2 separate regions of the Mus musculus genome follow, and region 1 is linked to region 2. The links are chromatin loops, found by intact Hi-C in ENCODE. Cell type or tissue: heart. All regions are shown on one strand.

Evidence for each region. A loop is a pair of places that touch in the nucleus more often than their neighbours do. Peaks named below come from ENCODE experiments on the same cell type or tissue, not always from the same donor. Only the 100,000 strongest peaks of a DNase experiment are listed, where the experiment ranks them.
Region 1: a loop joins it to region 2, with 3 times the contacts of the local background. A loop is called at or near these places in 1 of 42 quality-filtered maps.

Annotation. Positions count from the first base shown.
Region 1 is chr7:145,141,907-145,149,906 of GRCm38, forward strand. No RefSeq gene overlaps it. Among named protein-coding and RNA genes, the nearest start is that of Gm45181, 21 kb to the right of the region's middle. In heart, a CTCF peak has its summit at 4,602 (motif pointing left); no DNase peak of the experiment used is centred here.
Region 2 is chr7:145,080,100-145,088,099 of GRCm38, forward strand. No RefSeq gene overlaps it. Among named protein-coding and RNA genes, the nearest start is that of Gm46023, 15 kb to the left of the region's middle. In heart, no CTCF peak of the experiment used is centred here; DNase peaks (open chromatin) are centred at 816, 3,182, 3,458 and 7,852; H3K27ac peaks cover 213 bases.

The sequences.
Region 1 (8,000 bases), 62 kb after region 2:
TCCAAACCACTGACTCTAGAAGCAAGTGAAGAGGCTGGGGCCATAGGGATGTCCACAGAATGTTGGTTTCTCCAGTGCCCATGAATCCTCCAGGGGCCCTTCCTCAGGCTGTCAGGTCACATTATCCTCACCTGTGCTCAGGAACAATGGTCACACCTGGGACTCACTCCCATCCCCAGGCGATGGTCCAGGCGGACACACAGCCCACAGCTCCTGCCTGCAGCTCAGATTTCCCTGGTGGGCTCCCCTGGGACGGTGCAGCCTGGAAAGATAAAGGGATGGTGGTGGGGACATAGGTGGCAGGAAGCTGGTCCCTCTGCAGACTCAGAGCCATCAAAGAGGTTCTTGCCTCTCCTGACCACTGAAGCACCTCTTAGGTGCTGCCCTTTCCTGCCAAGGCCTGCGACAACTCCATACTGGCTTTGTGGGCAGGCGGGCAGTGAAGTCAGCTCTGAGGTGGAGGTACAACTCCGCGTTTAATGCTCATCCAGGACTCACTCAGGGTTAGGGTTACATTCATCATTCAGTCCTCTGTCACCCTCTGGCATCACAACCAGCCTCGCCCACTTCCACTCCACTTGGGAAAACTGAGGCTCAGAGAAGCAAGAATAGGAAGCTATAATAGCCAAGTTGCACTCTCTGTACCTGTATCCATGCCCATGACTGAGCCCTGTACTCTGCCACCTCCACCAACCCAGCACTCTGAGCTCTAGAAGGGGCCTCTTTACACCCCTGGCCTATTCACACCTCCCCTGTGCCCATCTCTGGAGGTAGAGACCAGGGTGCTGTATCCATCATTGTGCCAAAGCTCTCAGGCAGATCTGTCTATGAAATTAACAAGTAATAACTGGACAATAACAGGCTCATTTCCCTGTTTCAGGCACACTCTTGCCTCTCATATGCCTACACCGGCAACGGACGTGGAGAGAAGCTTGCTATTCCCATTTCACAGTTAAACAAATGGAGTCTGCATGTGAGAGGCCCCCGAGGTCCCCGGCTGCTCAGTGGTACCAGGTCATAGGTTTGAAGGAAGAAGAGAAGGGAGAAAGCAACAGGGCTCTTCTGATGCCCCCAGTTGTAACCAGGCCAGCAGAAGTGAGGATAACCTGAGGAGATGCTTGTGAACCTCCATTTAGCTGTGAGACCACTGAAACAACGGAACCCAAGGCATTGGATTTGCCCCAGGAATCTCACACTGGGAAGGGAAAGGCTAAAGCCTGGAGCCAGACAGAGGGGAGCTTGTCTCCCAGAGACCCCCCAGAGTTCTGAGAACTTGTCAGATCACCTTGCAGGAGAGACTGAAGCTGAGACAGTGATGGATCAGTGATGGACAGGACCACACCCTGACCAGGACTCTTAGCTCTGCACTCCTCCTGCCCTCTGTTTAAGCCTGAGCCTTGTATCCAGACCTTGAAAACAGACTTGGGAGTCACTATACCTCTTTGTCCCTCTTCCCAGTGTGTCTGTACTGAATGGCTCTCCTCTCTGCATTCACTATAACTTAGCTGTTTAATTAGCCTATTGATGATGGTGGTGTGGCCGAGCCTGGCTATTTGAGAGTCCAGGGTTCAGGATCCAGTACCACCTATCTAACATCTCCAGCACTACCAATGTGTGTGCCACAGGGTCAGCAAGTCTCCACTATGTGCCAGTCATATCGTAAGAGCTCCTGCCCTAAGTCTAGGAGGTGGAGACTGTCCTTCCATCCCAGCGAGAATATAAGAGCAGGAAGCAGAGGACACATGTGTCCTCAAAGGCAGCATCCAGACATCAGCACTGCATACCAAGTGCATCAAGCCCTCTGTCTTGTGGGAATGACTGGGCCAGGGGTGGTAACCCACACTGCTGAGCAAATCCTCTGACTCCCTGGGCCCCAGAGATGACATGAAACCCGGAGTCAGTTACCAGTGGATAGCTATTGATGTTGGCATTTGGCCAAGGACAGAGATTCAGGACTGAGACATGAAGAAGCATCTTGCTCAGTGGAGTCTTGGCTCTGTCTGGAAGTTCTGGCACCTTCTGCCAGGAACCCTGTTTCCTGGGGGAAAGAATGCTATTGCCCAAATGGGGCTGCCAGGGGACCCCAGCAGGGTTCCTCCAGCTTCTTTGATGCTCACACACCCAAAGGTAAACAGCCCCTGCCTCCTTGCTGCAAGGTCTCCCTCAAAGGGTCCCCAGGAGCCACGGTCTGCTCTTCAGTGGAGTGTGGTAGGATTTGGGCTGTGGGACTGTCACATACAGAGAACCCTTACCCAGACTTGCAAGAAGGCTGCTGAGCACAGGCTGATACATACCCAGACACACAAACACTACACATATACACATACACATATACCATACACACACACACACACACACATCACCACCATACACACACCATGTACACAATCCACATACATACATACAAACATATACACCACACACACACCCCTTGTGCACAGAGCAGTACAGTAAGGCCCCCAAGAGGAGCGGAAAGATGGCTGACCACAAGCAGAGCAGAGGCTAGGGCCTGGGTCTGTGTGGCATCAAGCACAGGGGAGAGGTCGTATGTTGCACAGGACAGGCAAGGATGTGGGGTGGGACACCTGGAAGACTGGGACCAGGAAAGGAGAAAATAAACTCTAGGCAGTGGCATTGAAATATCAAGAGGGCTCAGCAGGTAAAAGGGCCACCTGGGCAAGGCTGACAACCTGAGCTCCATTCCTGGAACCAGATAAACCAAGGAGAGAAATGTTACCAGAAAGCTGTCTGATGACCTCAGCGTGTGGGTCACAGCACACACACACACACACATACATATCACACATGCCCACACATACACACACACACAAACACACACACACGCATGCATATCTCTCTCTATCATATGCACACTCACATACTCATATACACCACCCTATTATACATACACACATCTCTCTGTCTCTGTCATATGCATACACACACTCATACACACCTTTCTATTACACACACACACAGATAATAATAACATGTAAAAAGAAAGGAAACAATTGGAAAACTAGGGGTAGTGAAATTGAGATCTTTTCCAGGCCTTGGACAATATGAGGAACCACTATGATATTCTATCAGGGGCAGTTCCCAGACCACATCACTGAGTTAAAGAGACAGAGAGGGATCTTCCGGAGATCAAAACAGCTGGAAGTCAGAAGACAGAGCACTAAAAAAGGAGTCAGGAAGAGAGTGGCTTCCAAAATAGTAACAGGATCTTTGAGTCATTAATGGTGGGGATGGAGGCCCTGATAGACTGGGAGACCTCTGCCACCTGGGAGCTGGGGACCCACCTGTGGGCAGAGACACTCGCAGTGTCCTCCAGCCACAGCTGAAATCTGCTGCTGGGTCCTGGGAGAGTTTTTGGGAAGACTGTGCTTTAGTCACAGAAAGCTAATCCTGTGGCAGAGGCCACCCAGGAGCTGCCCTAACAACGTTCTGGGACACGCTTCTAGAGGACAAAACCAGATCCATGTGTAACTTCTCTTCTGGAAACAAACCCCAGCATCACTGTAAAGCAAGACACATCCAAGCTCAGAACAGAGTCCCATGGAATGCATCGAGCATCTGAACAAAAATTACCAGACTCTGGTAACAAAAAATAGCCAGAGACTCTGATGCAGAGAAAAACCAGTCAAAAGAAATAGACCCACGGGTGACAGATGGAGGATACAGGAGCCAGGGACTTCAAAGGTTGTTAGAGATGTATTCAAGATCCTGGCCTAGAGGCTCAGGCCTGTCAGTCCAGCCGCTAGCAAGGCTGAGGTAGGAGGATTGTAAGTTCAAAGCCAGCCTGGGCAATGCAGCGAGACTGTGCCTGTATTAATCTTTCAGTAGCTCTGACAAAAGCAATTTAAGTGAGGACAGGTCTGGTTTGGCTCACAGTTCCAGGGACAGTTCATCATAGTGAGAAAGCAGTGGTAAAAGAAACCCGATCACATTGTACCTCAAGAACAAACTTAGATTTACTAAGATTAATAATGTAAAAAAAAAAAAAATTATGCCGGACAGTGGTGGCACATGCCTTTAATCCCAGCACTTGGGAGACAGAGGCAGGCAGATTTCTGAGTTCATGGCCATCCTGGTCTACAGATGAGTTCCAGGACAGAGAAACCCTGTCTTGAAAAACAAAAACAAAAACAAAAACAAAATAATAATAATAATAATAATCCGCTAGGAAAATTCTGGAAGAAACAGGACCTAAATCTTTGTGACCTTAGATTAGGTAAAGATCTCATGTCAATTTCTCTGGAGGCACAATGAATACATTTAAAAAAATCTAGGGCTGGAGAGAAGACACAGCAGTTATAGTGCTTACTGAAGCCAGTGGTGATGTGTGCAGTGGGTCTCTGAGTTCAAGGCCAGCCTGGTCTACAGAGCAAGTTCCAGGACATCTAGGGCTACACAGAGAAACCCTGTCTCAAAACAGCAGCAGCAGCAGCACCAGCAGCAGCAACAACAACAGAGTGCTTGTTCTTCAATCATGAGACCTAGCATTCAAATCCCACATGAAGTGGCTCACAGTCATCTGCCACTCCAGCTATAAGGGATCAAATGCCCTCTTCTGGCCTCCCTGGGCACCTACACACACACAGACAAACACACACACTTAAAGAAAAATCAATCTAATACCTCTCTCTATAGATACAGATGATGTAGATTATAGATTATAAGCACAAACATAGATATAGATATATGAAGAAATCCTTAAACAGGATGTCATCAGAACTAAAACTATCTCCTGCTGAATGAAAAGGCACACACCATGCCAGGAACAAATATTTGTGAGCCACATAATTGACAAAGAATTTGGAACTCTCTCAGCAGTGGGAAAATAAGATACATGATTGACAATGAGCCAACTCTCTGAATGAGGTTTTCCCCTGAGCAAGAGAATACATGTGAATGGCTTCACCTCCACCAGTCACCAAGGCAACCAAACTAAAACCACATTGTGATACTATGATGTACTCCTTAAAGTGGTCAAACAATTGATAACTAGTTGTTTATTCTTTGGGGAGGGGCCCTCACAGTACAGTGTGCTTTGTGGATGCAGTTACAGGAAGGCATGTGTTCCTGGAGCGTATGGAAGTTAGTTCAAACATTATGGGAAAGAGCTGCTTGTAAAAGTATAAACTTATCTAAAATCCTAAAACCTGTACCCAAGAGAAAGGGACACATGGATGCTCAGGCATACTAGTGGAATCTTGTGTGTGTTTTTAGGAAGAATTGTGAAAACCTGCAAATGCTGCTTACAGCATCCCACTGAATAGAAGAATCTCCACAATGGATGAACAGTAGGATGTTTGGTGGAGTACTATACAGCAAGGTAAATAGAAGGAATAGTAATATATTTGTTGCTACACAAGATGCCAAAAAGCTAGAAGCTGTAAGATTCTGGTTCTGTGATATTCTTGGAAAGGACAAATTAGAGGTACAGAAAACAAGACTGTGTCCTCCATATATGGAAGCCCTAATTTTAACTGTTCCCTTATCTGGAGATAAGGCTTTGAGGACACAAAATAAGGTTAAAAGTGGTCAAGAGGCAGTGGTTCTCAACCTCCCTAATGCTGCAACCCTCTAATACAGTCCTCATGTATGGTTGGTTGGTGACTCCCAACAACCATAAAGTTATTTCATGGCTACTTCATAAATGTAATTTTGCTTCTATTATGAATAGTAGTGTAGATACCTGTGTTTTTCAGTGGTCTTAGGCGAGCCCTGTGAAAGGGTTCTTAAACCTTTAAAGGGGTCATGACCCCCAGGTTGAGAACAGATGCAGTAAGAAGTCCTGACCCAAAAGGATTAGTGTCTTTACAGAAAGAGTGAGAAGGCCGATTCTCCTCCACACACACCTCAACAGCAAGAAGGCCCTGACCTGACACCAGGCAAGAAGCCTCCTCAGACACTAAGACTGATACTGTGTGGATCTTAAGACTTCAGGTGTCCATAACCCCAGGGCCAAGTCCCAGATTCAACACATCTGTGGTGCAGCAGGGGCTAATGATAAAAGCAATTCCTTGGGACACGTGTGGGACTGCTCACTACATCACACTACAAGACATGGGTGATGGCAGGACTGTGTGACTTGACAGTGAGGTATTCCACAACTCTATGTGCTTGTCAGAATCCAGAGATCTCAGAGTGGGAGAGATGGCTCAGGTGGCACTTGACAAGGGATCCAGCTCAGTTCCCAGCACTCATGGTGAGCAGCTCAAAACCACGTGGCATTCTAGTTTCAGGGATCCAGCACCCTCTTCTGGTCTCCACAGGCACCTACACTCATATGCGTCCTCACTTCACACACCCACACCACACCCACCCCCACACACACCACACCACACACACACACATACACACACAAACACACATACCACATATACACACACATAAATCTAAAAAAAATTCACAGAACTTGCATAAAGAAACTGTACATGAACTGTCAATAACAGAAGCCAAAGAGGAATAACTGCCTCTCTCACAGAAAGACAAAAGCAAGAGAGGCAGACTCACACAAGAGACTTCAGGGTGCGGCAGGAAGCTCTGAGCAGTGACAAGAGGTCACCTGCAGGGTCACTTGCAGGGTGGGGGTACGGTGAGTGTCAGAGGGAGGTGCAGCTGAGTTCAGCCTCAGGGAGGAAGACAGCAGCAAGCAGAACAGATGAGAGGAGAGGTACTGCGGATATGGCTCAGTCTTGCCTGACAAGAATGAGAAGCTGAGTTTGAGCCTCAGGATCTACAAAGAGATGAGTGGGTGGCTTGTGTTTGGAATTCCATCATTGGGGAGGATCAATTGCAGAGGCAGGAGGATCTCTGGGCTCCATGACCACCCAGTCTAGCATTACTGGTGAGCCCCAGGTCAATGAGAAAGTCTGTCTCAAAGGAGGTGGATTGTGGAGGGAGGTTGTTCACACACACACACACACACACACACACACACACACACACACACACACACACATATGGAGAGAGAGAGAGAGAGAGAGAGAGAGAGAGAGAGAGAGAGAGAGAAGGAGGGGGAGACCTAGACCTCACAGAAGGAGTGGGTGAGAGGGAGGCCGACTCAGGCTGGGAAGGAGGGCTAGGAACACTCAGAAGGCCTCAGGCTCCAGGCTTGGACCTTGGATTGAGCTCAGAAGCTGAACCTATAGCAATGCGGCTGGCTGTACAGCAAGCAGAGGGAGGACTTCCCCATTTCTGCCCTGGAAGATGAGGAGGACTGCAAGGCGTGCACAGTGCCTTCCTGTCAGCTGTCATTTGATGAGGGCCCTTCCCAAGCTGATGCTTACCTCAGAGCATCTGTCTGTCTGTCCAGTGGCCACCATAGACCAGTATCAATCTATTGAGGGTGGAAACTTTTAGGGCAGGCTCGCAAGCTCAGAACAAGCACACCGCCTCCTCCAAGTTGAACTGGGAGATCTCACTCTCCTGTTCTGCTTCTGCCTTACTTCACACCGGCCACACAATGTGTGGCTTGTGGCCTTTGTATATGTGAGAGTTGGTTCTGCCTGAAACGCTCCTCTCCTGATACCTGTGAGCCTCACTGGCAGCTATTTCTCAGGGCTTTCTCAAATCTCTTCCTTCAGTACAGCCATTCTGACCACTCTAGCTAAAGCAGTGCCCACACAGACACCTAACGCCCACCCACTCATACCCAAATACCCACATCTTCACCCTCACAAAGATATCCAGATGCCCACTCAGACACCCATACTCTCATCCAGACACCCACGTGTCCTCAGAACAAGGGTGTCATGAGGTCCTTCACAGCCTAGCCACTCCCTGTCTACCTATAGAACTGAGCTCAGTCTGGGAACACACAGCTCTAAGCTATGGACCCTGAGAGGTGAGGAGCAAAGGGTCTTGGGAGCTAGCTACCATGCCTGTACCTGTCCCTAGAAGCTGAGGCAAGGATATCACCCTTGGCTGGGTCATCTCCCTCCCTTTCTCTCTCTCTCTCTCTCTCTCTCTCTCTCTCTCTCTCTCTCTCT
Region 2 (8,000 bases):
GGATTCGATTCCACTTCAGAAACTTGCAGGCTCTACCTACATTCACCATGAAGTCTTTCAACTGTAGCATCCTAGGAGGATGAGGGATCATCCTAAGGATGAGTCCTAAGGGGTTCTTGAGATTTCAGGCCAATAGCTAGTGCTGACAGGTGGGCATGTGTGGGCCCAGCAATAGTGCCTGAATTTCAGTGGTCACGGAAGACAGGGCCAAACAGAGAGTCTCAAATTCTCTTCCTGATGGGTATCAAACAGAGGCTAGATAAGTCATCTCCAGAGAGCAGCGGTTGGATCCTAAAGACTATTTTTAATATTCCAGTTTTTGTATTATTTCATTGGGCAGTAGCTTTGTGCTCTTAGGGCTCATAGTTTGGGGCTGGTTCACTAGCACATCCACACCACCATGAGGGTAACTCATTAGCATGTCGAGGCCTGGACTAGGCTTTATCTGATTTGCTCAGTGGGCTGCCAGGGGCTTGCTTCGGAGGCCTAGCTCTTATTAGAACTGCCTAGTGGCAAGCTTCTATGTCACATGCCTGGCATTATTCCAAGTCACACAAAATGGCTCTTAAGTTAGGTTCCTTAGAGAATCATCAAGACTACAGGAGTAAAGAGCTTATGGAATCTTCCTCCATGGTTAAGAAGAGCCACTGAGGTCACATGCATGGCAGGGAAAATCAAGTCCCTGCACTGAGACCCTGAGAAAACTGTGAACGTTATGGTGAGTTCACCAGAGATGACCACTCAGACACAGTTTGTAGCCAATTGAAAAATCTTTATTCCAGCCAACTGGAACCACACCCAAGTGTTCAGGGACCTCTTGCATGTCCAGAGCACAGGGCTTTTAAAGGAAGAAACCATATCCTGGAATCTCACTAGGCAGCTGCAGTGGGCTTTGCAGAAGTAAGTAGTTTGAAATAAGCAGTGTGACAGAAGCTGAGATAAGCAGTTAACTGGAGGGGCCTCCACATAAACAGGTAGTTCTAACAGAAGCTAAGTTAGCTGGGAAATCCTGACCTTGGATTCCTTGAATAGAGCTGGATAATTTTCCATGGGTATTCTCCACCAAGGAGATCAGATTAAACCAGATTAGTTAATCCTGAAATGGCCAAAGCAAGAATACAAGATGGAGGATCCTCTGCAATGTCTTGCCCTGTCACATTCCTCACTGGCTCTATAGGCATGTGTCAAATCATTGGCTTGTTCTATTCTAAGGGATATAGTTACTCCTAGGGATGAGTAGTATAACTGAGTATATTCTCTGGTGTAGGTGGCCATGCAGTTGAGGGTGCAGAGTCTCCCCTGCACTCCACATTAGCCTGGTCAGGATAAGAATCAATGGTCTAGCTAATGCTGACAGTAAGGTGTTCAGCCATGGGGACAAGATAGAGACTAATACCAATTATCTAATCCATGCCTCCTTCCTTCCCTTTTGTTGAAGTTTTCCTTGATTGCCCCTCATTGGTTGACATAGAAATAGCAGGTTTCTCCTAAAGCTGTACCCAATTCTCTTTGTTTCTTCAAGGGAAGACCTAAGCCTCCTTGATGTTGCAGAATGCCCTCTGCTAAGGTATCTGCTTGTTTCTCTAGTCTAGATATGGGGTCTTGCAATATCCCTAAGCCCTAGTACATTCTTTACTCAATTCTGGTTTTTTATCACCAACTAAAGGCTGATATTCCTATGGCTACAGGCCCAGAAATACCAGCTCCAACTAGGAGCCAAATGAGGATAGGTGAGGCTTGCTCTTCCTCTTGCAGCCTGGGGTCCATGTTAAAGTGTCTTCTCTCTTCTTCCCTGTTATATGAGTATCCTTGGGTAGGGTGTGCACTGGGACACAAAAGAGGGATTAATTTTGGAATGCCTCGGAGGAGGTACATTTAGTTAAACCATTTGTGCATGCCCACCAAGTGGTCTCACACGCTCTTGCTGCTGACCATGAAAAGAATTGACATGGAAAGTAGAATAGCAAGCATTAAAGTAAAGCAAGCACCTAGGTCAGAAGTCCTGAACGCCAGGGAGGTTCCAGCTTCCTGTAGGTCTCCAGTGTTAGCTTAGGCTGTTTCCAGTTATGATTGTCTGTACTTGCTGGTGGACTGGTGGTCTCTGTAGTATGGGGTTAAGGGTTTAGGCACAGTCAGCAATCTCGAACAATTCCCAACCATAAGCGATTGAGCAAACAGTGAACCTTGTCAAGGGAAAAGAATATAGAAGGATTCCCATCCCTGGTGCCAGAGGGGCCTAGGGCAATAATGCTTTTAGTGCTGCTTGGGGCTAATCTCATGGGAGGAAACATTGGTCAGGTTTGAGTCTTTTTCCCTGGGGAGGGTACAGGCCTCTGTTGTGACCCATAGATCTGGGAGCCTGAGAAGGTGGCCTCCTCTGAATGGTGAACTTATTCTCTGGGTCTCTTCTGGCAGAATAAGAGAGTCTTATCTCTCAGGTTCTTTTAGTGTCCCATGGAGCATAGTCATCCCTGTGTTGTCTCTAATCTCTTAGTCTTCTGGTTATGGAATCATTATGGTTCCTAATCATGCCAGGTTTGGAAGAGACCATTCTTTCTATGTTTACATAGCTGCTGGCATGCCTCTGGGAAGCTCCAGTTTGACCTAACTGTATCCCTCATTTAGCTCAATAGAAAATTCCTCCCATTACCTGGCCCCTAACTATGTGAAGGCATGCTCACAGCACATAAATACAACTGAATTTCTGCATTTCTATCTCAAAAGATAGGTCCCTGCAGCCATCCCTCCTACAGTTTAAACAAGTTCCAAAAGCAAGCATAAAACAACAAAGGTCTCTATGGAAGGGGGCTGGGGGGGTGCTCATTTACAATCAGATTGACTTTCACCTTCCTGTGTCTTTTATTTTTAATTCCAAGTCCAGATAGGGGGATGCTGAAAGTTACATGCTCCTGTTTCCAGACAGGGAGAAAGGAAAAGGATGAACAAAGTGTTCTGGGTTAATGATCTCCACCAGTCTTATCTTACTGGGTCCAAAGTAACAGCGACAATCCATCTGAAGAGTCCTCAGCCACCTTTAATTGGGAGCGATGGATCCAGGGAATGATACCAGCAACTTTCATAGCAATTGAAGTGGTGAGGATAACTGGGTAGGGTCCCTTCCTGGCAGGTTCCGACAAACAGGCTGTTCTAACAGAAGCTAAGATAAGCAGTTAGCTGGAGGGGGTTCAGCACAAACAGGCAGTTCTGACAGAAGCTAAGATAAGTTCCTAGGACGTCCTGAGCTTTGGTTCCTAGAATAGAGTTTGATAATTTCCCGTGGGATCCCCAATGGAGGAGATCAAATTCTAGTTAAACCTGAAATGGCCCCAGTAAGAATATAAGGTGGAGGAACCTCTGCCCTGTTTCGCCCTGTCACAAAAGGGAAGCCTGAGTTGTGTTGGAGAACCCACTATGTTAGAGGTGTTAGAGCAACGAGACATCTGCCAAGGAGAGCTGCACATGAAGAATGGAGCCAGCCCAAATGAGAGAGAGTTCCCTTGCAGGCAGAAAAGCTAGACAGGAAAAGCCATCAGAGATCTTTGGCCTGAGACGTGGAGATACAGGATTTGGAGTTTGTTCTGCTGTGTTTTGGCCTCACTCTGACCCGGCATTTTCTCACCATGCCTACCCCCATCTTTCCCCCTGTTGTAATGGCAATGTATATGCTGTGTCATTGTATGTTGGAAGTATGTGATTTGCTTTTGATTTTTCAGGGGGTTATAGTTAAGAGATTGTCTTGAGTTTCAGAAGAGATATTAGACTTTGGACTTCTGAAAAAGTATCGAGTTTGTGACAGACTATTGGGACTTTTGACGTTGAACTAAATGCATTTTGCATTATGTTATGGCTATGAGCCAATGGGGAACAGGAAGTGGAATATGATGGTTTGAATGAGCATGGCCCCCCTAGGCTCATGTGTTTGAATATTTAGTCCCCAGTTGGTAGAATTATTTAGGAAGGGTTAGAAGGTATTGCCTCATGGGAGAAGGTTTGTCACTGGGAGGTGGGCTGTGAGTTTTCAAAAGCCTCCCATCATACCCAGTTAACCCTCTCTCTCTCTCTCTCTCTCTCTCTCTCTCTCTCTCTCTCTCTCTCTCTCTCTCTCTCCTGCTTGCAATTTAAAATGTGAGTTCTCAGATGTTCCTGTAGCCACACCTACACTTTGACATCATAGACTATCCTTTTGAGACCATAAGCACAGCTGAATGTCTTTTTTTATAAGTTGTTTTGGTCTTAATGATTTTATCACAGCAACACAGCAACAGAAAAATAACGTATATATCTACTTGCCTGAAATTCACACTAAGCAGGCATCCTGGTGAATTCTTTGCCATGTGAATTGGATGCTGTGGGACTAACTCCTGATGTCACTGGTCTGAGAGGACTCATAAGAAGCATCCAAACCTGGTGGCTGCGTTTCTATCTCTCTGATGGAAGGCCAGACAGTCACCCACATTCTGTTGGTCCCAGCTCCCCACCCAGGGGTTCCTGATGCAGGTGAACAGCCCTATACTTGGGCCCCATGTGGAAGGACTGCACAGTGCAGTTGTGTACTGGGAACAGTCTCACAGGACTGGTACAGACCCTAGGGAAGTCCACAGAAAGATGCAGAAAGACCTTTGGGTTGAGAAAAGTCATGAGATATTCCATTGTACTGGAGAAATCAGGGAGGGTGTGCCTTGTCCTAGGCATTTTCCCCAGTACCCTCTAGTCACTGTAGGTTTAAACAGGGAGAGAAACTACAGATACCAATTCATGTTTAATGTCAGGTCGCTGTTGGACTTGGCCTTTGAGCTTCTAGAAGCTTATGCTAAGGAAATGATCCAGCCAGGTACAAGATGGCCAGCTGAAGAAGGTCAACCTGAGCAGTTGACCAAACATCTGGGGAAATCACAAATATCACTGTAACTGAGAACAATGACTTTTCCAAACCACCCCCACAAAGATACTGTAGAGTGGAAAAGGTACATGGCTTATTTATGTAATGGCATCTATACTTGACTCTCTTGCAGCTAGGTGTGGCCATGTTACAGGGGAAGCAGGGAAGGAAGGAAAGAGTAGAGGAAGGATGGGAGAGGCACAATGAGGGGTGGAAGAAGGGAGGAATGTATTACAACTTAGAATTGTTATCTTCTTCAGACCACTGCTCTTGGGGAGGTACCCTTGACTCATAGCCAGTCCTAATCCTGGCTGATGTAGTTTCTTAGCCTGATGTGATTCCTGGATATTGTAATTTTCCTTTCAGACTGGGTTTGAAATATGTGTCTTTCTTTTACATAATCTATTAAAAAAACCCTTAGTTTCATAGCAAATAATAAAGATTGAGAGTCTGCATAGTTAATTATTAAAGTGCTTACTCTGCAAGCATGAGGACCTGGGCTTCACTCCCAGAGCCTATATGAAAAGCCATGTGGTAGCATGTGCTTGTAATCCCAGGGCTGGAGAGGTGGAGACAGGGGATCACTGTGAACTCCAGGCAATGAGAGACCTGTTTCAAATCACAAGGTGGATGGTGTCCTGAAGCACAATACCACATATTACACACATAGGGGGTGAGGGGGATAAAACGCACTAGCTGACTCTCAGCGGCTATTGCATGCCCACCACTGAGGTGTCCTCCAGGCAGCACTTGTGTCAGCCTATCCTAGAGCCCATGATTTCAAACACGAAAACCCACCCTGGCCTCCCTGCAGTGCTTGGGCTCAGAGGTTTCAGAGACAACTGGCTCTTCCCTACCTATCTCCTGAGGCTCCTACCTGGAGGAGACCTGGCAGGGTTTTGGGCCAGAGTCTTCCTGTCTGGCCTATCCAGGCTAAAAGGCACAGTGGTAAAAAGGGTGTGTGGCTTTTACTCCTCTCATTTATTTTGTACCTGGTATGAGGCTCACCAAGCTAAGCAACGGACTTGGAGAGTAAGGAAGAAAAACACTGCTGGTTTGTGGGGAGACAGACTGAGAGTCAGCAAGGTTGGGCAGTGTTTTTTCAGCTAGAAGGTATGATGATTAATTTTACCCATTAACTTACCACATCTTAGAATCACCTGGGAAGGGAGCTGTCTTAGTTAGGGTTTTATTGCTGTGAAGAGAAACCATGACCAAGACAACTCTTATAAGTAAAGGCAAACATTTCATTGGGGCTGGCTAACAATTTCAGAGGTTCAGTCCATTATCATCACAGTGGGAAGCATGGCAGTGTGCAGACAGACATGGTGCTGGAGGAGACAGGAATTCTACATCTTGATTTGCAGGCAGCCAGGAGGAAGGTCTGAATCAGACTGATTAGAGTGTATATATGAGACCTCAGAGCCCCACCTCCACAGTGACACACTTCCTCTAACAAGGCTACACCTCTTCCAATAAGGCCACATCTCCTAATACTGCCACTTCCGATGGGCCAAGCATATTCAAGCCACCACAGGAGCCTAACTGAATTATTGCATAAAGCAAGTTAGCCTATGGAAGATTGTTTTGATTATTGATTGATGTGAGAAGACCCAGCCCATAGTAGGTAGCACTATTCACTAAACAGGAAGGTCCTGGGCTCCCTGTTTGTACTGGACAGGAGAATGCTGGATAAGAGGAAGAAGGGTGCTTGGGTGCATTTGGTTTTTACTATTCCTAACTGTGGATGTTGTGTGACCACTGTCTCAAGCTCCTGTCTGCAAAGATGAACTGTACCTGGAACTGTAAGGCAAATAAACCCTTACTCTCCTGAGTTACTTTTGGTCAGAGGGTTTGTCACAGCAACAGAATAAAACTAGGAGAGAGGTTAACTCATCAGGTAGACAGGGAAAGCCCCCAGGAAGGAACATGAAATCTTATGTGGACCTACTGGCCAGAGCAAAGGATATGTGCAAAGGCCTCATGGCAGAAAGGACTGACTAAGCATCCATCACTCCATGTCCTACACATCCCACCGGGAAGGTGGACAGCTCATGCCCTCTCCTCTGATGGGAGAGCACATACACCTGTTTGAATACTGTTCCTCAGGAAGCCCAAGGAAACAGCTCCAGGACAGAAGTCTCTCTCTCTCTGTCTTTCTCTCTCCACACAAACACACATACACATGCACACACACACACACACACACACACACACACACACAGAGAGAGAGAGAGAGAGAGAGAGAGAGAGAGAGAGAGAGAGAGAGAGAGAGAGTGCAATAAGTCTCTCGTTGCTGGATTTTGCAGCAGGAAGAAGAGAGAGCAAGTGTCAGCTCCATACCCTACACAGCGTCACTGGGCTCCTTGTTTGTACTGAACAGGAAAATGCTGGATAAGAGGAAGAAGGGTGCTTGGGTGCATTTGTTGGAGCCTTTCATGTTGGAGCCCTAGGCAGTTTTGATGTGAGCCACAGGTAGTTTTTGAGTACTGACCCTGGCTCTGGACCTTCAGCTTAGTCTCCAACAAGCATATCCCTCTTGGATATATGCTTGGATATAATGCACAGCTCTAACTGTGCATTAACTTGAGACAACTTTTCTATGGCTGTTCAACGGTTTCATGTGAGACTTGTCTTGTGCCCAGTCCCCATTCCAACATGAACAGCCCAAGACTTACTATTGTTCCCCTGAACTGTGACCCTGATAGCCCTAACATAGGTCACTGGTGTCTGTTGTTGGGATCTTTCATGCCCAGGTCTCTTGGCCTGGCCTGAGGAGCCAGAAAGTTCAATGGTCCTGCCCAGGCTATTGGGATCCTGGTGTCTCCTCCAGCCTCCAGGTCCCTCGAGGCGGAATATGATTAGGGAGATCTTATGCACTCACCTTCCCAACCAGCTCAGGACCTTCAGAGCCCACTTGAGAGTGATAAAGGACTTCTCCTGTAGCCTTGCCCAGGTTCTATTTATGTCTTGACACCTGACACCAGCTCAGGCCTTCCCCATGTCACTGCCCTCTCACAATTCCAAATGACCTTAGTCCCCTGCAGGGTTGGAAGAGGCGTCAGCCTGTGTGGGTGGCAGCTGGTATGAAGACTCAAGGTCTTTGGTGCCTCTCAAAGGT